6 separate regions of the Homo sapiens genome follow, and regions 1, 2, 3, 4 and 6 are each linked to region 5. The links are chromatin loops, found by intact Hi-C in ENCODE. Cell type or tissue: endothelial cell of umbilical vein. All regions are shown on one strand. Region 1 overlaps CASC18 (cancer susceptibility 18). Region 2 has its middle 110 kb from the start of NUAK1. Region 3 overlaps NUAK1 (NUAK family kinase 1). Region 4 overlaps NUAK1 (NUAK family kinase 1). Region 5 has its middle 200 kb from the start of NUAK1. Region 6 has its middle 120 kb from the start of NUAK1.

The links. Hi-C counts contacts between places; a loop is a spot of excess contacts. Peaks named below come from ENCODE experiments on the same cell type or tissue, not always from the same donor. Only the 100,000 strongest peaks of a DNase experiment are listed, where the experiment ranks them.
Region 1: it touches region 5 in a loop (7-fold over the local background); 3 of 110 quality-filtered maps call a loop at or near these places.
Region 2: it touches region 5 in a loop (5-fold over the local background); 4 of 110 quality-filtered maps call a loop at or near these places.
Region 3: it touches region 5 in a loop (3-fold over the local background); 3 of 110 quality-filtered maps call a loop at or near these places.
Region 4: it touches region 5 in a loop (3-fold over the local background); 5 of 110 quality-filtered maps call a loop at or near these places.
Region 6: it touches region 5 in a loop (4-fold over the local background); 3 of 110 quality-filtered maps call a loop at or near these places.

Annotation. Positions count from the first base shown.
Region 1 is chr12:105,736,470-105,740,469 of GRCh38, forward strand. It overlaps CASC18 (cancer susceptibility 18), which reads left to right. Exons shown (of 5, transcript NR_110109.1): 4 at 787-928. It also overlaps a transcript of LOC107984435 not described here. Among named protein-coding and RNA genes, the nearest start is that of CASC18, 34 kb to the left of the region's middle. RefSeq lists an enhancer at 3,509-4,000. In endothelial cell of umbilical vein, no CTCF peak of the experiment used is centred here; a DNase peak (open chromatin) is centred at 1,742; H3K27ac peaks cover 1,188 bases; H3K27me3 peaks cover 1,138 bases.
Region 2 is chr12:106,028,089-106,032,088 of GRCh38, forward strand. No RefSeq gene overlaps it. Among named protein-coding and RNA genes, the nearest start is that of NUAK1, 110 kb to the right of the region's middle. In endothelial cell of umbilical vein, no CTCF peak of the experiment used is centred here; a DNase peak (open chromatin) is centred at 2,483; H3K27ac peaks cover 1,525 bases.
Region 3 is chr12:106,062,389-106,066,388 of GRCh38, forward strand. NUAK1 (NUAK family kinase 1) reads right to left here. Exons shown (of 7, transcript NM_014840.3): 7 at 957-4,000. Among named protein-coding and RNA genes, the nearest start is that of NUAK1, 75 kb to the right of the region's middle. In endothelial cell of umbilical vein, no CTCF peak of the experiment used is centred here; DNase peaks (open chromatin) are centred at 2,253, 2,333 and 3,943; H3K27ac peaks cover 2,274 bases.
Region 4 is chr12:106,088,925-106,092,924 of GRCh38, forward strand. All of the region lies in intron 2 of NUAK1 (NUAK family kinase 1), which reads right to left. Among named protein-coding and RNA genes, the nearest start is that of NUAK1, 48 kb to the right of the region's middle. In endothelial cell of umbilical vein, no CTCF peak of the experiment used is centred here; a DNase peak (open chromatin) is centred at 2,287; H3K27ac peaks cover 1,646 bases.
Region 5 is chr12:105,932,044-105,936,043 of GRCh38, forward strand. No RefSeq gene overlaps it. Among named protein-coding and RNA genes, the nearest start is that of NUAK1, 200 kb to the right of the region's middle. RefSeq lists an enhancer at 2,702-3,901. In endothelial cell of umbilical vein, no CTCF peak of the experiment used is centred here; a DNase peak (open chromatin) is centred at 2,448; H3K27ac peaks cover 2,465 bases.
Region 6 is chr12:106,019,332-106,023,331 of GRCh38, forward strand. No RefSeq gene overlaps it. Among named protein-coding and RNA genes, the nearest start is that of NUAK1, 120 kb to the right of the region's middle. In endothelial cell of umbilical vein, no CTCF peak of the experiment used is centred here; a DNase peak (open chromatin) is centred at 2,420; H3K27ac peaks cover 1,403 bases.

The sequences.
Region 1 (4,000 bases), 200 kb before region 5:
TTGCCTACAATATTCTAAATTTTCTGCCACGTGTGTATTACTTTAGAAAGATAAAAATAATGAACGTTTTTATACAAAAGTTTCTGTGGAGCTCAATACCTTTGCCCTGGATGCTCTGATTGGTTGCTGGGTGTTTAGACAGCCACTCTGGCTGTGCCTCATTCCAGGAACAGGGGAGAACCCCCAGCTGGGAAAGCCAGAGGGAGGTGCTTATTCAGATGCTCTCAGGCAGACAGAGCAGGCTGATTTACAGTTAGCGGTGAAGGTGCTAATGTGTCCTCTCAATGGCATCTCCCGCTATCAGCTATCAATATGTGTTAGCAGAATCTAATAACGACCTAATTGGCAACAGAGATCTGAACAGATGTCTCACTTAATAAAAAGGCTTTGTGGCCAGCAAGCTGACCCCTTTTGGGCTTAGCTGGGCTTTGGTACTTTGTGTGTGACCCCTTTTGGCAGTTGTCATTAATCAGTCAGACAAACTGGTTGATTGTTGATTGCTGTGTGTACCAAGTCTGCGGGTCAAACCTGGACCCCTGGAGTGTACTTAGACCAGGTTCCCTGAACTCTGACCACGGCCTTGTCTTCTGTCATCTCATTTAATACACGCACAGGCTAGACTCAAGGGCTTTATTGGCATCAATTATAAATAGCTATTGTAGCCAGATTCTTCACCCACCCATTCACCCTGTGAATCCCTGGTGGATTACTATGGACCCTTCATCGCATAGATTTAAGTAAGTACAGAGGTTGTTACTGGTGCTTATCTCTCTCCTTAACAAACAGGGTCTGTGTGTGGTGGGAAGCAAACTGGCCTGAGGTTCCATCCACTGGTAGAAATGACCCCAAAGACTTCCCATGCAGGGAGGGCAAAGAAGAAAGTGCTTTGGAATGGAGATACCCCTTTTCCTCCTCCTGAATGTATCAGGTAAGGTCAAGATGATGGTAATCAGCTTGCAAAGGCATTTTATCTTCCAAACTTCTGCTTGAATCAATTATGTTGGTGAATAGAATATGCTATTGTTAAGAGAATAGTCTCCTTACAGAGGCTTAAGCAACCAAATAGCAGAATTAATGTGCATGATATTAAGAATAAATGCCCAGAGACAGCATTCGGAACACAAGTAGAGCATTTCCCTGAGAATGAAAACGTTGAAAGGTTTGTATTCTGTAATCCTAATTTCAAAGTTCACAAGTAGTCAATAAAAAAGGAAAAGATAGTTGCATGGTCAAATAAATTTGGGCCTTGCTAGGTTTGACACATTGAGCCAGGTTGTTTTACTGCAGAATTTATCAGAACCTTTGATATGTAAGATAATTAATGGAAGTGTTATTTTGACTTAACCCTTCTTACAAAAGAGTGGTATTGGGTAGAATACAGGTCAATCTTTATACAGAAGCTGACATGCATCTTTTTTTTCTAATTTTTGATATTTAGTGGTTCACAAATTTCTGATTAAAGAGAGTAAGTTGAATTTTTTTCAGGCTTCCCATTAATCTCACCAGTAATAAGCATAGTTTTCTGAATCAATGAAGAGATGGAATACATGGACAAAATGGAATGGAAAAGTAGATCAGCAAAATGTTCTCAAGAGTCTTGTTGCTTCCTCTCTGGCTCTATTTTTGTTATTGTGTGATTCTGGGCAATTTCCTGTTATTATTACACTTATTGTTGTCAGAGGAAACCAATTCGTTTTAATATTAGCCTGAGCAAAACATAATTAGGAAGAGAATCTGCTACCAAAAAGGAAACACGTATGTGCTACTTTGCATTCCAAAGCCCAGTACTCAGATAAACACTCACACGCGCGCGCACACACACACGGGCACACACACAGAGGAGTCCTCGCCACACAATCTCAAAACATCCTGCCAAGCCAATAAAAAGCAGTCTTAGCCACTCCAAGGAAAAACAGCCTGAAAACCAGATGATTTACCAAGCTTTTCACGCTTCCTACTTTTATTTTGGAAGAGGAAAGAGAAGAGGTGATAGAGAAAGGGAGAAAAAAGAAGGGGATTGGCAAGGGAACAGCTTGGAGGCTGACGGCTGAACTTCCGGCCTTCTTTTCTTAGATCTCTCAGTACTCCAGGCTCACTACTGACATTTGTCTCTTGTGAGCTGAAACCTCTGGGTACTTGAAAGTCCATCATATCCATTCGTGTGCTAAGGCTTCCTTCTTTCTCCCTTCTCTCCCTCTTTTTGCCCTCTCTTCGTAACAAAAGGCATTTCTCTTAACTGATTGCGCTGTTCACCCACCTTGGAAGGATCACCATTTCCTGGACAGATGCAAGAGGTGGGAAAGGGTCCGGCGAAGGAGGGACAGGGAACTGGCAGGCGAGGAATGCCAATTCTATCAGGCTGTGTTAGGTCTTTTCATGGTTTATTTTATTTAATACACACAATCATAGTCTAAGATAGGCACTGTTATCATCCCATTCTACAGATGAGGAAATCAGGCTTACCCAGGCTAAGGAATTGCTCAAGGTTACAAGGTTAGGAAGTATTGGAGGCAGGATTTAAATACAGACAAGTTTACTAACTTTAAAGCCAGTACTTTTACCCACAATCCTAATGTACTTCATTTAACTTCTTCAGGCTTCAGGGTTCCTATGTATGAAATAGAGATTATCCCTATTTTCACTCTTGTCCCTCCAGTATTCTCTACACAGTAGATAGAAAGATAGCAGCCATTTGAACTGGGCTCAGCTTCCAGGGGCATGACATAAAATTAATGTCTGCAGTCAGCCTGTATGGGCTGGTATGGATGTACTCCACAAAATCCTCAGGGAGCTGAGCTTCTTCTAACTCCACACTGTCCGATCCAGAGGGGTGACCCTTGTCTTCATAGTCCAATATAGCAGCTGGTCTATCAACCGTCACATCTGCATTCTAGGCAGAGGATGAAGAACAAAGTAAAGAAGGAAAAGGTCAAAACCACCTATCTTTTAAGCATGACTTTTGAATTACCCCATCACACTTCCACTGGTCCATTGGCCAGACTTAGTGTTACGGCTATACCTGCCTGCAGGGAAGGCTGGGAAATATAGTCTTTATTCTGTGATGCCATGCATCCAGCTAAAATTGTGGGTTTTCTATCATGAAGGAAGGAAGGAATGGTTACTAGGGATAGTGCACAGTGTCTGCAAGAGGAACCCTTTCAAAATGTAAGTCAGATCATGTTACTCTGCTGAAAACTGGGTAAAGCCTTCCCACTCGCTCAGGCTGAAAGCCAACGTCTTTGCAGTGTCCAACAAGGCCTTCCATGCCTTGTTCTCAAGAGTCATTGCTTCCTTTCTGGCTGGGCCCTTCCTCTCATCTGGACCCTTTGTTCCTTAAGTCTCTGCTCAAACACCACTTCATCGGGACCACCCTACAGAAAACAGTATCCACTCCCCTATGACTCTCTGTACCCTTTACCTGGCTTTATTTTTGTTTTCTACTTTTATCCCCACCTTATCCCATCTGACATAGTCTATATTTGTTCAATTTGCTTATTGTCTATTTTCCTACTAGAATAGAAGCTCAGTGAGAGCTACAACCTCATCTGTTTTTTTCACTGCTTTATATCACAGGGCCTAGAACAGTGGCAGGCACACCGTAGACATCCAATAGACAAGAGTTGAATAGATGAATAAATGATTGAATAAATTCTTGCTTTCTCCAACTTCCAAAATTTGGGAGAGGATGAATGGAAGTTTCCAATTTCAAAGAGCCTTGAGAACAGGAGGAGTCAAATATAAATTATTATTAGCTGTCTTTTGATGTCCTCCCATTTGTAAACGTCCTCTGTTAACTGTGAAGAATAATGCAAATGCGATTGGCCATTATTGTTTTGAAGTAAGGCTCAGTGGGATAGAATTTCCAGTCATTTCTTCCCAAAGGGCCAGAACTGTTTATTTTAAATCCGTTTCTTCCCTGCCTTCAGTTTTGAATGAACATGGCTTTGCTGCTCATAGTTTCCTAATATGTCACTTTGATGGTTTATTTCACCTTAAGTAG
Region 2 (4,000 bases), 96 kb after region 5:
CCAGTCTGCAACACCCCCCAGATTCCAGCAATCTCATCCAAGATCAAGATCTGAATTTTTCTTTAGTTATATTCTCTCACGGATGCTCCAGAGCTATAGTACTGTCACAACAGCCGAAATAAAATCTGTCACTAACATATGTAGAAATTCAATAAACAGGAGTTGTGATCTGGTGAAAGACTATGGGACTCGTTCACTGATACCAAAGCCAGACAAGGAGAGCACGCAAATAAAAAAACCATAGTCCAGCTTCACCAAACCAATGCAAAATAGTTCACTGTTACCAAACCAATGCAAAACTCCAAATAAATATTGACAGGTCAGATTAGAAAACTATAGTCCAACTTCACCAAACCAATGCAAAATTCCAAATAAATATTGACAGGTTACATTTAGAAAACTACAGTCCATCTTTACCAAACTAATGCAAAATTCCAAATAAATATTAACAGATAAGATTTAGAAAACCGTAGTCCATCTTCACCAAACTAATGCAAAATTCAAAATAAATATTGACAGGTCAGATTTAGAAAACCATAGTCCATCTTCACCAAACTAATGCAGAACTCCAAATAAATATTAACAGGTCAGATTTAGAAAACTATAGTCCATCTTTATCAAACTAATGCAAAATTCCAAATAAATATTCGCAGGTAAGATTTCAGAAACCATAGTCCATCTTCACCAAACTAATGAAAATTCCAAATAAATATTAACAGATCAGATTTAGGAGCATAATCAAAGAAATACGAGAATCATGAAGTAAGGCATCTATTTAATTCACTACATTAATTCAGTCAAAAATATTTAGCATTATTTGAACACTTACTTTTTGCCAATATAGTATTGGCTTCTGTATAGAACAATGGAACAGAATAAATGATTAATATAACTAAGCCTATATATATACATATATCAAAATGGATATATATATAAATGGAAGAGGAGATTTCAGAAATAGACCCATAATAATAATAATGGTGACCATTTAAATTAGAAGAGAAAGGAAAGACTATCCAATACATGGTATTGACAAGACTGCCCTCTTACAAAAGAAAAAATAAAATTAGATCCTACTCCACACCATTCAAAACAATAAATCCCAGATGCACTAGAGTTCAACATAGAAACCAAAACTACGAAGTATGCTCCATAACAAATGAATTCAGACACAACATGACCAGTGGCTGGCAATTAGTTCTCATCTTCAACAGCTCGATAACACTGACCCCACACTTTAAGTGACAAAGTATGTTTTGGGTTTCACTTCTAGCATTACGGTGTGATTTTTAGCATTCTAGAAGAAAGCATAGGAGAATGTTTTTACAACCTTGAGACAGGGAGAAGACCTTCCTAAGCAAGACACAAAATGCAGTAGCTGTAACAAGAAAGATTGACAGATGTGAACTACATCAGAATCAAGTCCTGTCAAATTAAAACCAGCAAGTGAAGTTAAAAAGTAAAACACTGTACACAATCCAAACATTTTTCAATAGATAAATCATTAATACCTGATTACATTAACACCTGATTATAATAATTAAACTTGATTACATAATTTATCATACAATCATTTTACAGACTCTTAAATAGTGGTTACAAAGAATGATGCAAAGTTACATGTACTGGTATGAAAAAGTCTCCACGACATAGAGCTACATGTCAAAAATGAGTCACAAAACTGGTTAAATAGATAGGTAGATAGATAGATTAGATAGGTAGATAGATAGATATGTAGACAAACAGAGAAAGAGAGAAAGAGAGAGAGAGAGATGATAGATATAGATCCCATTCCTTTTTTAAAAGTGTTTAAAAATTATGAAGCTTCATAGAAAATGAACTATACTCATAATGAACTGTTAATGGTGATTATATTTAAGGAGGAGAATGGAGTCAATAGATGAGGGATGAATTTAACTTTTCACTCTATATGCTTATGAATTGTTGAGTTTTGACAAAGAGAATGTATTCATGGATTTCTTTGTGTGATATATAAAAGGCAAAACCATAACATTTGGAATTAGACTGTTCAGCTGCCAGCCCGGCTCAAGTGTTTATTAGCTTCCTAACCTGCAGCAATTTGCCTATCAAAATAAGGCAAGAACACCTACCTCATAAACATTGTATGAGCAATGAATAAAGTAAGTTAAAACTACTGCTTATTGAGCACCCACTGTATACCAGGTTTTTAAAATGCACTATTGCCTTTTAAATACACTATTCTACTGAACTACAGTGTAGTAAAAGCCTTGTAAGGTTGCTATAGCGTTTTGCATGTCAGGAAACTGAAACCCAGAGAAGTGAAGTAAACGGCCCAAGATCACAGGGCTGGTAAGTAGCAGAGCTAGCATGAGACCTGTGTCTTTTCTGCTCTAAGACCAGTGCCAGTTCCTCCCATGTTCACCACTCCAGGTCCTTTTATTTTTTGCTAAGAGGAGTGGTGCTTACACTGGGCTTAGGCAACACCCCAGAATAAACCTCAGATCAGCTGCACTACAGCCCCCAGCCTAGACCCTGCAGAAAGGGGAGCAGGAATTACTGACTCAAAGCCGCAGTCGATTACTCACAGACGACGTATGCAAGCTCCCATCTCCCACTTCCTCTGAAATAGATAACAACAGCTATTTTAGCCTGAAATGCCACTGGCATAAACGCATGAAAAGTCGTAAATCTGGAATGATAAAAACTCATTGTAAAATAGCAGTCAGGGATTTGGATGATAAAACCCCATACCCTGCTCCAGCCAGCTGGGACCCCCACTCTGGAGACGCCCAGCCAAAGAAGGGAGAAGAAAAAAGGGGGACATAGGGGAGATCAGTACCATATACAGTAGGAGGCTAATCAGAACTTTCCTTGCCGGAAGCTGAACAGACATTTAACACCAGGAATGGCTAACTGCATATTTTGAATTGTTTACAGCAGTGTACACAGTCTGATTTCTCTCTGTCGACTCCAAATTTTCATGAAATCCGATATACCTACAAATACTGACTAACCCTTTTAAAAGGGCTATTATGTGCTAGGAACTGTTCTAGGATTTTCCACAAATTAATCCATCTAATTCTTACAATAACTCAATTATTATTCCAATTCCCCAGATGAGGAAACTGAGGCACAGACCAGTTTGGTAAGTTGCCCAAGGTCCCAAAGCTAGTAGTAAGTGACAGGCCCAGGCAGTGTGACTTCAGAGTCCTCACTGTTCACCATCATTCCATATTTCCTCTCAAATATTTGGCATGGGGATAGGAGGGGGATGCATCAAAATCAAAGAAGGGGCTGAAAGTCAGGTCTGGGTTGACGTAGTGCAGATAGGTTAGTCTCAAGCAGAAAAGGACCCTGAGAATGTCAAGAATACTCAGAAATCTAGAGAAGAGGTCAGGCGCAGTTGCTCATGCCTATAATCCCAGCACTTTGGGAGGCCAAGGCGGGTGGATCACCTGAGGTCACGAGTTCGAGACCAACCTGGCCAACATGGTAAAATCCCAGCTCTACTAAAAAAACACAAAAATTAGCTGGGCAGATGGCATGCACCTGTAGTCCCAGATACTTGGGAGGCTGAGGCAGGAGAATCACTTGAACCCTGGAGGTGGAGGTTGCAGTGAGCTGGGATCGCACCACTGCACTCCAGCATGGGTGACAGAGCGAGATGCCATCTCAAAAAAAAAGAAACCTGGAGAAGAGAGTCGAACTGCTGAGGGGATGGAATGAGGTTTCAAGTCAATCTGATCTGGATCTCAAGGGTTCTGGAGCCATTGTATGGGTTATGTTTCTGAAAGACTTTACCACTTTCCCTCCCTCAGATCTCTCTTGGTGGTCAGTCCTAATGTGTGCTGGGTGTGGCATCCTCAAGTCCCTTGGCAGCTGGGCCCCTCCCTTTCAGTGCCTCTTTTAGGGCTCAGTTCTATTATACCTTTGTCCTTACTTGGTTGTGTTAGGATTTAAAGGGATTAATCTCACCTCTGCCTCACTGCCCCCAGGGCACATCTAAAATTATAAATAC
Region 3 (4,000 bases), 130 kb after region 5:
ATAAGCATGACCCAAATATTGTCTGGAACACACTTATATTGAAAAATTATTCATAGTATATGTGAAGTTCAAATGTAACTAGGCATTCTGTAGTTTTATTTGCTAAATGTGACAATGCTACATCAGATGTTCTTCCAGTAAACTAGAAAAGGGGTGCAAGTTGTAATTTCTTTGGAAAGTCAGACTTTTCTGGCATGGATCCTAAAACACTACTATTCTGTGCACAGCATCACTCTCTAATGTTTGATACTAGGGTAGGGTTTGATGTCACCTGATATTATGGCCAGGATCCAGGAACTCTTCAATCTTGCTCTATGATGCACCTCTCCTTCCAAGAGCTTTCTGGAGGGTCTATTTACACAAGAAACAGTGGCAAAATGGGACTCAAGATACTGTCATTCTAGGCAGAGCCGTGAGTGGCCTTCCCCATTAGGAAATCGTGACCCACTGATCTTGGACTCTGATTAATCCCAATCAGATTAGCAACTTCCTGCCCTTGGGATAGAGGGGAGTGCCTAGGGAAAGGGCAGGCACAGGAAACTGAAATGTGGAGAAAGAGCGTGGCTGAGTGTTAGCCTTTGATGACGTCTCCAGTTCAGAACTAAGGAACCTGGTGAGTAGTCTCTTTTGGAAACCAAGACTGAGAACATGTAAATTTGGAAGCTACGGGATAAGCCAAGGTGGGTTCCACAATCAGAGAGAAGAAAGCCAGGCTATAAAAGGAGAAGAAAGCTGATATGCAAAGAGAAGCAGAAAAGAGGGTATACTGTCCTCTTCAATCCACCACTCCAATTCTTAATTCCAGCGGCACTGCAAGATGCATTTCCTCTTCTAAGAACTTCGAATAAATTCCCTTTTGTGCTTAAGCTCATTTGGGTAGGTCTCTGTTACTTATATTGATTCTGTCACTTACTTGACTAAGAAAAAACCACCAAATAAAGAAGCAAGGTCTCTGGTTCAGTTCATTGCAATTTATTTAATTTAAAAATAAAAACAGAAACAAAAACCAAAATGAAACAAAAATCAGTTTCCAACGAAAATACAAACACTTTGGGTGGTTATCCAGCTTGTTTTTCCCCTGTAGGCTGTTCTGGGCTCAAACCAATCAAATGAGTGAAAACCAATTTTGACAGGAGCCATAAAGCATGTTGCACCAATTAAATTACACCAATATATTATTATAATACCTTTGAAATGCCTTTCAGACCAATAAATAAAAAAGACAAATTCAAATAAAAAAGTCAACTTTTTATTACCAAAAAAAATAGAAATTAAATAAAAGTCACAATGTGGATTTTTTTTTTTTTTTAATGTGCAGTCAAGTTTCTCTCTTTTTTTCTTCTAGGAATGATACCATGCCAGTAAATCCCTACAGAACATTTCCAGTTTGGCAACAAGCAGTCAGTCGATCATTCACATTTGTACTCAAGACAGCAGGCCTGGGCAAAACTCGCCTGAATTTCACCCTGAAAAGTGCTCCCCATCATCTGAAGAAGCAGCACCTGGTAACAGGCATGGCCATTCAGAGGGTACTTAGCATTTTCATTTCACCTGGGGTCTTGAAGCACTTCCTGAAAACTGATTGTGCCTTGACATTTACCTGTAAAAAGAAGTGTAATTCTACCCCTTTGGCAGATGTGTAAACTAAGACGGTGCAAGGCCCACAGAAGTAAGGAGAGGACCAGGAAAGCTGACAGTGAATCTCCTGCTTTGTCCATCAGGTCCTAAAAGTGTCTCTCACTTGTAATTCCACAGAAGTGAATAAAGCATAACTTCTTTGACTGGGATTGGCTGGTAGGGATGACAGGACTTAATGATGAAGCAGGGAGCTGCTTTAATGGCTTTTCCCTCTATTGCAAGTTTTTCCTTGAAAGGACAGTCAACACCACACCTAGAATCAGAGGATGTTGGCAGAGTGTCAGAGCTAAGCGGGGCTTCAGGTACCAGCTAATTCATCCCTCCAGCCCTCACTGGAAGGAAAACTTAACCCCTGCAAACAATGCAGATGCCTAAGGCCACCTATGACTTAACTCAGTCTCTGCCTCTGAGTGGAGGACTTTCTCTGCCACAGTCCACTGGCTGAGTTTCCTGACAAAAGAGAACACGTGTTTGGGGGGAGGAAGAAGGGAGTAGACTGACTTTCCTCAATAGTGTCATTTTTACTTAAAGACTAGAATGATGGAAACTACTAAACAGACTCAATCACTTGGCAAAAGGAAAAAACACATCAACCAGTAGGTAGGAGCTAGATCTAAGTCATACTGACAGCTACGGACACGGCCAGCTGCCGTGCACAAGGGGCCAGCAGGGCAGCAGCATAGGCTGTTCAGAAAAGACTGCATGAAATGAGGCAGGAAGTAGGGAGCTCAGAGTTGCAGGTTGTCCTCCATGCACCCACACCCCCACCCCCCCCCACACACACAATTTGCTATCTACAGAATTTTTTTTTTCCCTTTTAACCTCTATTAGAGTTCAGGAAGGAGGTGGAATTGAATGAAAGGAAATTGAGCAGCTTCCCATAACACACTGCTCAGCTCAACCTGAAGGAACGCATAAGCCAAAACACCAGAGCCGGTGGCAAGGGGAGAGCCCAAACTGTCTCCTTAAGGAAAGGGCAATTCCATTCTAATGCACTTTCTTAGCACTGTAAGGTGAATTTTTTTCTCATCTCCCTAGAACTATTGTTTGTTGGTTTTTCCAAAGATGTTCCCAAGACCAGTCCTCTTTTCTATCTACACGTCTACCAGTGGTGGCCATCTTGAACTGAGTTCAATTTGCCTTGGCCAGCAGAATCTGAAGTCATCCCAGAGACCAGGAAGTACAAACCTAGTATCATGAAGGTGTCCCATGGTTGGAGTGGCATCTTGTCATTGTGATCTGGGTGTTTAGAAATTACATATCTAGTTTTTTGTTTTGTTTTGTTTTGTTTTGTTTACTTTTTAAGATAAGAGTCCTGCCGCACCTCTTTTCTGTCTCCCCCAGAACCATCTGGGTAACATCTAAGGAAATGTTCCCTCTCTTACATGCTTCCTCCCAACCCCCTGCACTCTTTCAACACCTTATTCATTTAAATGAATGGAACTTTCTCTTCCCCCAAAGCCCAGGAGTTCATGGCAAAGTTTAAAACCATGACATAGAATACTTAGATTTGGGGGAAAAAAAGCACCATCTACCTGATTTTCCTTTCCTCATCCCAATATCCCATCTACATGCTAACTCCCTAGAAGCAAACTTGCCTACCTCTGAGGATGCTACACTCAGTGGATGGGGAAACCATCTGTCACTGGTGAACAGAGCCAATGGTTCAGCCAGGTAATCCTCTGGAGAATATGGACAGTATCACGTCCAACTCAAAGCATCCATGCAGGTGAGAACCCAAGAGGCAGCATTCCAGTTAATATTGAGAAAGAAAGTGACAAGTTGCCTCTTGTTGGTGTGCATCAACTTCCATTCATCTGTGCAAAGATCACAGACCATCTTGTGCCCTGTCATATATAATAGTTTTGACCTCTGACACCATCATCTTTCTCCCTGTCCACCCTCAAGAGGTTGTGCTGTAGAGCAAGGCAGACATCAGGAAAGAGGAGGTGAACAGCAAGGAGCTAAATCACCATGGGCTGACTCTATGTCCTTAGCAGAGTTCAGAGCATTCTCTCTCTGACCAAGGCCCTGTCTTTCCTCAAAGTTGAGTAGCAAATTAACAAATGCCTCACCAGTGGCATGAAAGAGTTAACATAGATCCCACAGGATGACTAAACCCGATTCCCAGGGCCTAGCCAGATCAAAGATGACAACTACATAGCATTAGTGCTACTGCTTCCCCTTCCCTTTCCCGTGGTAGCCATTACTAGTCAATCACAGCACTCCTTCCCCATGATGTGGGCCACTTACGCCAGCACAACTGGCAGCCACTATTAATTGATCGTCAACTCAAGCTCAAGTTGCTGAAATCTACTTGCCAGCTCCACGCAGCCAGACCTAGCTTGCTAATACAAGGAGA
Region 4 (4,000 bases), 160 kb after region 5:
TGATAAAATGAAGGGGGAAGGAGGAGGGTAGGGAGGAGGAGGAGGAGAGAACATCCAGATAAAATTGGCTGCTCCAGCGTCTGCTGGCCTCGGTGTACCCTGCAGCTTTGGCTCCTGCCAGGGATTTCAGCCTGTTGTGCACTTTTCATTAACAATAAACCTTGGAAACTGGAAACACCCCGACTGCCTCGGGATGCATGGCCCAGGCCCCAAAAATGAAAGAGTGATAGGCCCTGGAGAGGGCAGCGGGTTTTCTAATTTTAAAAAGGAGGGATGTAGGAAGAAGGAAAGTACTTTGACAGGTAAATAAACAAGAAGACTCACACCCCAAAGAGTCTGGCACGTCTTTAAGGGAGCCAAAGCCTCTGGCCCTTCAGCGACTGTCGGGAGGTGTGAGCCACTTGCCTCACACAGACAGAAGGGCTGTTTCAGTGGCTGGATTCTTCCCTCTCCAACTGGCTGATTTGGTATCAAGGAGACACAAACACAATTCGGTTCAATACAGTCCAATACACCAAATATTTTACTAAGCAGCTTCCATCAATCAGTCCTACTGATCCTGTCTCTACAATATATCCCGAGTCTGGCCAGGTACGGTGGCTCACGCCTGTAATCCCAGCCCTTTGGGAGGCTGAAGCAGGTGGATCACTTGAGGCCAGAAGTCACCAGACTGGCCAACATGGTGAAACCCCATCTCCACCAAAAATATAAAAAATTAGCCGGGTGTGGTGGCAGGTGCCTGTAACCCCAGTTACTGGGGAGGCTGAGGCAGGACAATAGCTTGAACCCAGGAGGTGGAGGTTGCAGTGAGCCGAGATCACACCACTGCACCCCAGCCTGGGCAACTGAGTGAGACTTCATCTCAAAAATAAAATAAAATATATCGCAGATCTGTCCACCTGTCTCACCTCCAAGGACATCCCTTACCCCCATCCTTTCTGGTTGCCAGACCTCACACTTGCCTCCCTGCTGACTGCATTTGGAGGGGTCAAGAAATAGTTCCAAATGCATATTCCATGGAGTACTCATTCTGCAAGCTATCTTGAAGAAGAAAAAATTCCACAGTCAAACCCAAGCCAAACATTAATACTTGATGGTCCTCAGAGAGCCTGGTTTCCTTAACTCAGAGTTCTGCCAGTTGATTGGGCCATTTCAATCCTCCTATTGGCATCCAGAAGAACTCATATGGAGCCAGTTTGGGAAACACTGGATGAATGAGATGATACCCGAGGGATAAAACTGGCCCCTCATTCTCTCAGGCAGGGCCAGTGAGCAATCTGGTCAGAGAACTGTCCGAGCAGCCAGGCCTGGCTCTGGGACACCATCCCCCAGTCCCCCATAGGAAGAAGCCCAAGTCTCACGGTCAAGGCCCTGTCACCTTAAATTAATTGAGAGCAAAGAAGATTTCTAGATTTCAAGCCTCAGTGTTTCATCAAGGAGGCCAGAGCTGTTACAGATGAAGCTTCTTGAAGCCTTTCTTAATAACAGCAAAATTTGCTGTAGGCTTACCATGTGCAGGCACCATGCTAATAATCATTCTGCATGAATTACATCATAAGGATTCGGTACTATGAGGATCCCCATTTTACAGATGAGAACACCTGGGGCGACAAGGTGAATAATAATTCCCATAACTACAAAGAGTACGAGGCATAGCCAGCACTGGGCCCAGCAGTCTGACTGCTACCCCCAAGCTCTCAGCCATTCCATTACTACTCATATATATCAACCCCTCTGACCCTCCGCCTCCTCATCAGTCCAATGAGACTAGTAATTTCCTCACAGGTCTATCGCCCTCAGCACGGTGCCCCGGCCAGTGCTCAACGAATGGAAGCTGTGCTCATAATTACTTCATCAGCCACTTAGGCAGCTCTAGCAAAACAAAACCCTAAGACTTTCCTCTCCCTGCTGGCATCGCTCTTTAAAACATGTTGTGGCTGCCACAGAATCACAGGATTTTCGAGCAGGAAAGGACCTTAGAGATTGGGTGTTATTTTTCCAGAATAGTCCAGGATTTATAATGTATAAGAGCAAGGCCTTGGGAATTAATACTGAAGAATGAGCAGCTTCCACACCCTTGGCCCAACGCTCCTTTGCCCGTGCTTAAGGTCACTATCTACAAGGTGACAGGGATACTCTTGGCCATTCTTCTAGCAAAAAAAGGCTGCTTCCCTTGGGCACTTTTACAACTGGTTATTTATAAGCCCAGAAATCTTGTCTGTGTTTATGTTATTAGTCACTAAGCAAAAGCTTATTTTCCACCAGTTGGGAAGGGTTTCCTTTCTGAAAAATGAAAGCCTGTGTCTCTTGGCCAGACAGTTTTACCCAGAGGCCCGGTGGCTCCAGAATGGTAAGGAAAACTATGGCCCTTGACATGCCAGGCCTACCAGGAAAATTAAATCCCTGAATAGAAACTTAGCTCAGCCTGAGTCAGCCCACAGCACTGGGGCCATGGCCAGGTGGTGTACAGCCTGGTTTTTAGCACAGCAGAAAGCACCTACTATGCAGATGGCACTGGGGATACCGAAAGAAGACTTTTCCCAGTTTGGAGGGGAAGGAAAGGCAGGCCAGGTAGAAGGGTCAGCATGAGGAAGGGAACAGAGCAGAAACAGAACCGCCAGCAGCTGGCAGGGCCAGGGACTAGGAGGAGAGAAAGAAGACGGCGATGAATAAAACACAAGACCTTGAAAGCCCACAAGGAGCTGCAGGTGAGTCACACAGGCAACCAAACATCGCCGAGAACAATCCAAGAGACAGGAGCAAGGCACAGGACAGCATCCAGGATCCTGGACCTGTGAAATTGTCTGGGGCTCAATTTTTTCCAGGAGACTTCCCAGACAGGGATCTCTCCTTCCCTAGAAAGCTTGTAATAAGAATAGTTAATATTTATTGAACAGTTACTACATGTCATGGATTAAAACATTTATTCCTCACAATAATCTTATGAGATAGGGATCCATATTATCCCTACTTTATAAATAGGGAACCAAGCCGGGGATGGTGGCTCACACCTGAAATCTCAGCACTTTGGAAGGCCGAGATGGGAGGATTGCTTGAGGCTGGGAGTTTGAGACCAACCTGGTCAACATAGCGAGACCTCATCTCTAAAACAAAAAATAAAATAAATAAATAAATAGGGCACCAGCACTCACATCAAGAAACAATATTGCCAGCCCCCTGCAAGCACCCCTGCCATGCCCTCTTTCTGTCATTAATCATCTCCCCAAAGATACAGATACACCAATACCATGAATATGAGGAATATGAACCAAAATCGTAGATGAGTTTTGAAGTTCTAAAAACTGGAGTCATAGCCGGGCGTGGTGGCTCATGCCTGTAATCCCAGCACTTTGGGAGGCCGAGGCGGGTGGATCATGAGGTCAGGAGACCGAGACCAGCCTGGTCAACATGGTGAAACCCCGTCTCTACTAAATATACAAAAAATTAGCTGGGCGTGGTAGTGGGCACCTGTAATCCCAGCTACTCAGGAGGTTGAGGGACAAGAATCGCTTGAACCCAGGAGAAGGAGGTTGCAGTGAGCCAGCCTGGTGACAGAGCGAGACTCTGTCTCAAAAAAAAAAAATGGAATCACGTAGTATACCTTCTTTTGTCATTAATTCAACATGTTTGTGAGAATAATCTACGTTGCTCAATGTCGTCAAAGATTGTTCATTCTCATTGCTCTAGAGTACTCCATTATGTGAATGTATCGTGTGGTTTATTTATCCATTCTACTGTTGATAGACATTTGGGCTGTTTCCAGTTGAGGGTTGTTATGAATAGTATTACTGTGGATATCCTTGTGCATGTCTTTTGATGCACATCTGTACGCATTTTTGTTGGGTAGATACCCAGCAAGATTGGATGGCAGATTTGTGCAACTCAAAAGCGCATGTTCTCGCCATGACTCTCCACCCCCTTCCTCCATCATACAGTTCTGCTTTTTGCATTACATCCAGTAAAGGTTCTCCTTCATTAAATGGAGCCAAACTTACTGATT
Region 5 (4,000 bases):
AAGGATCCGGAGGAGGCGCTGGGGTGAGCTGGGGCCTTGCAGCTGTCGAAGCCTGTGTGTTTTTTAACTTTGGGGACTTTGCGCTAACTTCTCCACTGGCATCCCCTTCAGAGCACAGATCATCATAGGTCTCAGAAATGCCTGTTAGATTTCTCTTCCTTACTTGAAGTTCCAACAATTCGCTGAATTCATTGTCATTCCATGCTGAGGGAGTGTCCCTTGGAGCCTGGAGGCTCACCCCGTAATCCCACGCAGGTGTCAGACAATGTCTGATGGGCAGAGAACATTGTGCTCCTGTCTGGCTCCCTGCCGGTCCCACCTTAGCACCGGGAGCAGCCTGGGAGTTGGACGTGTCTGAGGCGAGATGTGGGGCCTGATTTGAGTCTGAGATGCTAATCTGCCCAACTGAAGGTTTCACATCTGTCTTGGCATACACAGACACACGAAATCTAAAGAGTCAGTTACAGCTCTGAGTAGGCGGGGTGGGGTCCCCGGGCATTGAATACAGGTAGGGCTAGATGCCTACTCTGACAAAGCAGGCATGGCAAATCCCACAGGGCTCTGGACCACTCAAGAGATTGAGTGTGGGAAAGAATGGGGCAGGAAATTGTTATATAATGCTGGGTCTTTGGAATCAGGCTCTGTTTGAATGCCAGATCTTATGCTTATTATACTTCAGTGGCTTGAAGTATATTACTCAACCTCTCTTAGAAGTGATTTTCTCATGCCAAAGTGGGAAAAATAATAGTACCTACAGTTGTTATGAGTATTAAAGGAGATTTTTAAAAATTTTTTTACTTTATGTTCTGAGATACATGTGGAGAACATGCAGGTTTGTTACAAAGGTAAACATGTGTCATGGTGGTTTGCTGCACATATCAACCCATCATCTAGGTTTAAGCCCCGCATGCCTTAGGTATTTGTCCTGATGCTCTCCCTCCCCTTGCCCCCCACCCCCTGAAAGGCCCCGGTGTGTGAAGAGATAATTTAATAAAGTTTTCAGCATAGTGTTGGGAAAATTGTTAGTGCTCAATACATACGATAATCATATTAGCATCTAATATATGTACGCTGAAAGCTACAAAAGCTCTGAACAATCAGTGAGAAACTGTTGTGTGCTCTGGGAGGGATACTGGACTGTATTTTATATTTTTATTGCTGCTTACATATTCCCTAATGGTGTTAGGACTGAGCAGAAATGGTGTTGTAATTCTTAAACATATCTAATTCTTTTTTTCTTTTATTTTTTTGAAATGGATTTTCTCTCATTGGCCAGGCTGGAGTGCAATGACTCAATCTCGGCTCACTGCAACCTCTGCCTTCTAGGTTCAAGCAATTCTCCCACCTTAGCCTCCAGAGTAGCTGGGATTACAGGTGCCCACCACCATGCCCAGATAATTTTTGTATTTTTAGTAGAGATGAGGTTTCACCATGTTGGCTAGGCTGGTATCGAACGCCTGACCTCAGGTGCTCCACCCACACAAAGTGCTGGGATTACAGGTGTGAGCCACCACATCTGGCCCTCTAATTCTTAAAGTACAAGTTTTGTCAGTGCCTGCTGTCTACTCAACACTGTTTGTTGTTCTGAATAAATAAAATTATGTGACATAATCCCTGCTTTCAAAGGGTGTTCAATGTAAAGGTAGAAACAACACAAGCAAAGATAAAAATTATATAAAAATGTAAAGAGCCTAAGATAAGTTCTATCACCAAACACTAATCTGGGCGGCATTGACCATAGTCCCTGAGATAATTCCAAAAATACAGAGTTCCAGGAGGAGTGGAAGGAATGCCTCTGCTCTGGCTAGCTCCCAGGTGTCCAGCAGGTAGCCTTTTGTACAGTGATTCAGAGGCCCAAGCTTTTCCCATCTGTTACTCCACAATTCACCTAGGGCCGCAGAGACTTCTGGATCTCTCCTGGAGGACCACACAGGGGCCTTTCATGGGCCGGCCCGGAAGTGGAACCCTTCTTTCCACTAGCACTCAATATCCAGTCACACAGCCAGTCCTAACTGCAGGGGAGGCTGAGGAATGCAGTCTAGCCAGGTATCCAGGAAGACCATGGACATCCATGAGCTCTCACAGTCTGTGCCATCCAAGGGAAGACTCAAACCACTCGTCCAAGAACAAAAGGGATTGAGACAGTTAGCTCTAAAGGCTGACCCCATATGGAGAGCTATAGGGTCCAACATCGACAGAGATACAACAGCCTTGGTCATAATTTTAGAAGTAGGTACCTGAATGGCCAGTTGTACAGATGGAAAATAGCAGTCTGAAGCAGAGAACTCCAGGCTGTGACTAAGTCATTAAGAGCACCGTAACCGGAGGCTCTTCCTTCCGCCCCACTCCAACCCCCCTGAAAAAAACAAACTGATCCTATGCAGCAAGATCTTTGCCAGTGAGTCACGGAGCGGAGGCACCAGGCTGGAGCTTGAAGGATGCTGCCAAGATGCTTTGACCGTAAAAATGTTTACAACATGGCTGGATTCAGCCCAGACAGGAAAGGGATAAAAAGAGAAAACAAAAGAAGTGTCACCCTGTGGCTGCAGCTGCACACAGACAGATCGCCCCTGGGAAATTGCTGGTCCTGAGCAAACAGCCTTGAGAAGCAGGCAAGGGAGGGAGGTTAAGAGGACTGGACCACAGACACCTTGAACTCAGAAGATCCAAAACCACCCAGTATTCCATTTCCTGGTAAACTGCACCCCCATCTAGTAAGCTACCTGACTTAGAAAGGTGGGTGTCATCACTGATTCTCCACTCAGTCACCAAGCCCCGTGGATCTGAATTAACTCTCACATCCCTTCCAATCTACCCACCCCTATATCCCTGCCTTAGCTCAGGGTCCCCCACTTCCTCACATGGGCTAACAGATCTACAACTTGACTCCAGTTTTCCCTCCTTCCATAATTCATTTAGTCCTCTAACAGATATTTACTGAGCATTCGGACACTAGGATGGTCACAGATACTAGGATATCTGCCTTCCCAATGTCCTTTATCACCTTCTTCCTTACCAACTGAATCCCAGTTTGGTCAGGAAAGTAACATGCACCATCAAAAAAATATCACCTTCACAGACTTCTTTGCAAGTAGAGGCTATCTAAGCAGATATCTCTAGAAATGGCATCTTTCCTTGAATGTAAAAAAAAAGAGGGGGTGGAGAGGCTTCCAAGGAAAAAGCCTTAGCCCTTTTCTCCTTTCAGCATGCCATGTGGACGTGACGCCTGGAGATATCGCACCCACCTTATAATCAGGAGGAAGAATGCCACGTGTGGAGGATGGTGCCACAGGAATCTGGAAGAGCTCGATCCTGGACGACTTGCTCAAGCAGCTGCACATTCCTCCTGCCACCTACTTCTGGATATTGTGTTAGGTGGGTGTCTTCATTTCCTACTGCTGCTGTAACAAATGACCACAAACTTAGTGGCTTAAAACAACATATATTTATCTCTTCCAGTTCTAGAGGTCAGAAGTGCAAAATCAGTTTCTTGGGGTTAAACCTAGGTGTTGGCAGAGCTTGTTCCTTCTGTTTCCTCTGAGGGAAGAATCCTTTTCCTTGGCTCTTTTGATTTCTAGTGGCCACATTTGTGCCTCAGCTTGTGGCCTCTCCCTTTATCTTCCAAGTACATCCCTGCAATCTCTGGTTTCACCATCATGCCTCTTCTCCTCTCTGGCTCCTGCTGCGTCCTTGTTTTAAGGACCCTTGTGAGAACATCAGGACAATCAGGATACAGCAGGGACATGAGGATAATCCAAGATAATCCTCCCATTTCAAGATCCTTAATTTAATCACATCTGAAAAGTCCCTTTTGCCATGTAAGGAATCATATTCCTAGGTTACAAAAATTAGGACAAGGACATCTTTGAGGGCCATTATACAGCCTACCACAGGAGGAAAAAACAAACTGTTTACTTGTGTCAACCAATATTTTAGGATTGCCTATGGCTCCCAACTCAGAGTTGAAGGCGACCAGAGCTGATACCACTGCCCACTGTGT
Region 6 (4,000 bases), 87 kb after region 5:
TTCCTTAGCATTTGCCAAACTTGCCTGATCAGACTCACCCGGGGCATTTATTAAAAAGAGGGATTCCCAGGCCTCTCCCATGAAGATTCTGATCCAGTATGTTTGGGGTGGAGCCTGGGAATTTTTATTTTTAACAAGCTCTCCTGGTGATTCTGACAATCAGGCAACTTTTGCAAACACTGCACTATGCTGCCTCGACCAGCTTCCTTGCTTGAAATGTATCAATCTACCCTATAACCCAGCCCGTCTCTTTCCCAATTTCTTGTAGCATCTGACACACTCCTGTGCAGAGACTCTGAAGAACTGGATATAGCCTTTTCCAATTTCCACACTGTCACTCAGTCCTGTACTTGGAAGAGTTTTAATGAATGACACAATATGAATCCAACTCAGCATGTCCAAGGCAAAATCCATCAACAGCCACACTCCTGCTTCCTGCTCTTCCTCCTACATTCTCTAACTTAGTGAATGACCCACCATCCACCCAAACCACCACACCAACGATCCTTGGTATATCTGTGTCCATGTTCTCCTTCACTCTTCACATTCTGGTCACCATTTCCTAGTGATTTCTACCTCCTAAATAATACAAACCAGCTTCTCCTCTTCTTTTCCACTGCTTATATAATATCCCATTCCATTTTCACCTAGACCAGCTTTCTAAAAGGCTTTCTGCCTTCATTCTTTGCTCCCCATCCCCAACCCTTCTGTATACCACCCCATAGGAGGAGACAGATCATATATTCCAAAGTTGATTGCAATAATATCTCTCATCTCACATGTTCTTCTAGAACCTTGCTACCTCCATCAAGAAGAGGGATGTATTTCCCCTTCCCTTGAATATGGGTTCACTTTTGTGACTATCTCAACCAATAGAGTATTCAAAGTGATGCTCCATGACTTCTTAGGCCAGTTCCTAGAAGACGACTCACATACCATCTTGCCTACTAGGATACTCACCCTTGACATCTAAGCCCTCATGTAAACAGTCAGCTTCCCTGAGATTGCCATTCTAGGAGGAAATCCAAGCTAGCCTATGCAGGGGGACAACATGGAACAGCCCTGAGACTACACAAAGAGAGAGATGTCCAATCAGCCCCCCTCTTCCCCAGCCCTGCATTAGTCCAACTCCAGCCACTGGGTGCAACCATATGACAGATCCCAAACCAGAATTGACCAGCTGAGCCTTTTTCTAATTCATGACCCAAATACATTATCTGAGATAATAAAATAGTTGTTGTTTGAAGCGAGAAAGTTTTGTGATTCATTTTTTTTAATGCAGCAATAGCTAAACAGAACCATATTCAATAGGTACAAATGGCCAGAATTGTACAAAGCAATACTATTCAAAGTGTAGTCCCTGGGGAGAATGAACTGTTTGTTACCAATGTTAAGTGGAAAACTTTAGAAAAAATAAATTTAACAATGTTTATTTGAGCAAAGAACAAGTCATGAATGGGACAACACTCAGAACCAGAAGAGGTTTTGAGAGCTGCGCTCTGCAGCGTAGGGAGGGAGCTTTTATAGGCTGAACACAAAAGTCAAGTGCAGAAATAACTTGATTCATTACAGAAAGGCATTTGCCTTACATGGGCATGGTCTGGTCAGTTGGATGCCTGTGATTGGCTGAAATTCAGCTATTTGTTACAAAAATATACTCCTAAAATAGGTTTTAGCTTGTTCAAGTACTAAGTTAGGTTGCAGTTTGTTACAAAAACATAGGGACAGCCCCGGGCTGATGGCCTCTGGTTTATTTGCTTTCACAATAGTCAGTATGGAAATTGGGAGTATTTAGAATCTTTCAACAGGGTGAATGTATGATTCTTGAATCTAATCATTAAAAAATGAATAGACTGGGTTCAAAGAGCAGTCAACTTTTGACTGGTTGATCAGACGCAGCCACACTGAAAGGATGAAAAGGGGCTGTAGGAGGAGAAAGAACACGAGACAGAGGCAAGGGTATGAAAGGGGTCCCTGCCTAATGCAAAAAACAGGCAGCATGTCCACAGGACTGAAAGAAAGTAAGGTGTCCTTAGACGAGAGCTCGTCTTAGGAATCCCTTTAACTGCAAGCAACAGAAAACCCTACTCCAGTGGCTTAAACAAATTGTGATTTATTTTTCTCATTGTATAAGAATAGCATCAGTGACATTCTCATAGCCTCTTGGCACTGGGCAGTTCTGTGCACATTAGCCAGTTTTCCAATTGCCAAAACTTGCCACTTTTAGACTGCTTTCTCCAAAGTCACAGAAGATCTACCTGCCCTTAGGTGGCATAACTCTGACGTGTGTGTTCTACACTGGCCCTGGAGTCCCCAGCAGGACTAAGCTGCAGTTGCCCATAAGAGATTGTACTTAGTAACTCACTCGATATTGACTTACTTCCCTCCTTTGTCTCATGTTCTCTCTCCCTTATCAGTGTTTCCTGAGAACACTTACCAAATAAACGAATTGCATCCTGTGAAGCTAATGCAGTATGAGCGAGATAGAAAGTGGTAGGTGATAATGCTGGAGAAAGAAACAGTGAACAGAGAGGCAGAGAGGCAGGGACTTGTCTGAAGAAAACACAAACTCCCGTGGCAGAGCTGGAATGAGACCCTGCTCTTGGGATAGCAAAAACAGTCTTGGTGACTCTTCCTATAATGGCTTTACCTGAATTCTTACTTCTCAGGACTTCCTCTCATCAGGCAGCACCCACCAGAGAGCAGTTCTGAAACTGAGACTACCAGATCAGAAACAAACAAGCAAACAAAAAAAGACCCATAGGAGCTGGGAGTGCCCATCCAAGTACATCCACATCATCCAGTAAAAGAAACAGAACCTTGAAGTCAAACAGACTGGTTAGCACACACCTCCTCCGTTTGCTAGTTGTGTGACTAAGGGCAGTTTCTTAACTACTCTGTGCCTCCTCTGTAAATATCAATGTGCTAATAATCCCACCTCGCTGGATCATTTCAAAATAAAATGCATAACATTGATAAGTGCCTCGGTCTTGCCTGACACACAGTAAGTGTTCAATAACGGCCAGCCTCCTCTGCAATTTCTCCACACAGTCTCTCTTTCACAACCAAATGGAAGATCAAGCAAAGATGTATTGGCCAAATAATCGACTCCATTTGTCTGGCGTGCCTCAGCCACTTGCTTCACATGACTATTTCTATGAGGCTAATACCTCGTTACAATAACATTGTACTCTAACACCAGTGGGCCCATAAACAGAGGCCCAGCTAAAATAAAATCATTGTAATCATGGCCCAGATTTAATCTCTGGCTAGTGGGCTCCCCAGTGGTTTCACCAAGAGCCAGGCAATAGTCAAATAATCAAACTGCAGATGCTGGGATAGCAAATCGGCTTAAATTTAAACAGTGGCAGAAACCCAAACTACAGCAGGGAGAAAAGAGAGATGAAGAGGGGGAGATGTAAACTTGCACAATATTGGAATTTCCCTTCCATGGCCTCCCTAGTTAATCGGCCCATAAAATAACCAGGCTTGTTAATGAATAATAGCCTCATTCCCGAGAGGCACCTAGGTTAGGCGGTCGCTCTGGGCCTGCTTACTGTGGACCCTGCTGTAAGAGCTGAAAGGGATCCCAAGGGCAACATGAAGGCAGAGGCATTATGATCTCCATCCTACTGAGAGCTCACAGGCACTTAGCTACTTAGAAAGAGGATCCTGAGTCACAGAATCAATAGTGAGAGGGAAGCAGAGGCAGGTCCCTTCTAGAGGGTTGAGGGAGCTGAAGCTTATACAATTGGGGGACCGTCTTTGAGAAAAATCAAACAAAACTGCATAGAAAATATGCTCAGCCATCCAGCACCACCTTGTATGAAAGCATGGTCAAACCTTCAGAGGAGACCTCAGCCCTGGCTGACATGTTGATTACAGCCTTGTGAGAGACACAAGCAGAGAACCCAGCTAAACCATGCTCAGATTCCTGACTTCAAAAACTGTGAATAATAAATGTGTGTTTAAGCCACTGTTTGCTGTAATTTGTTACGTG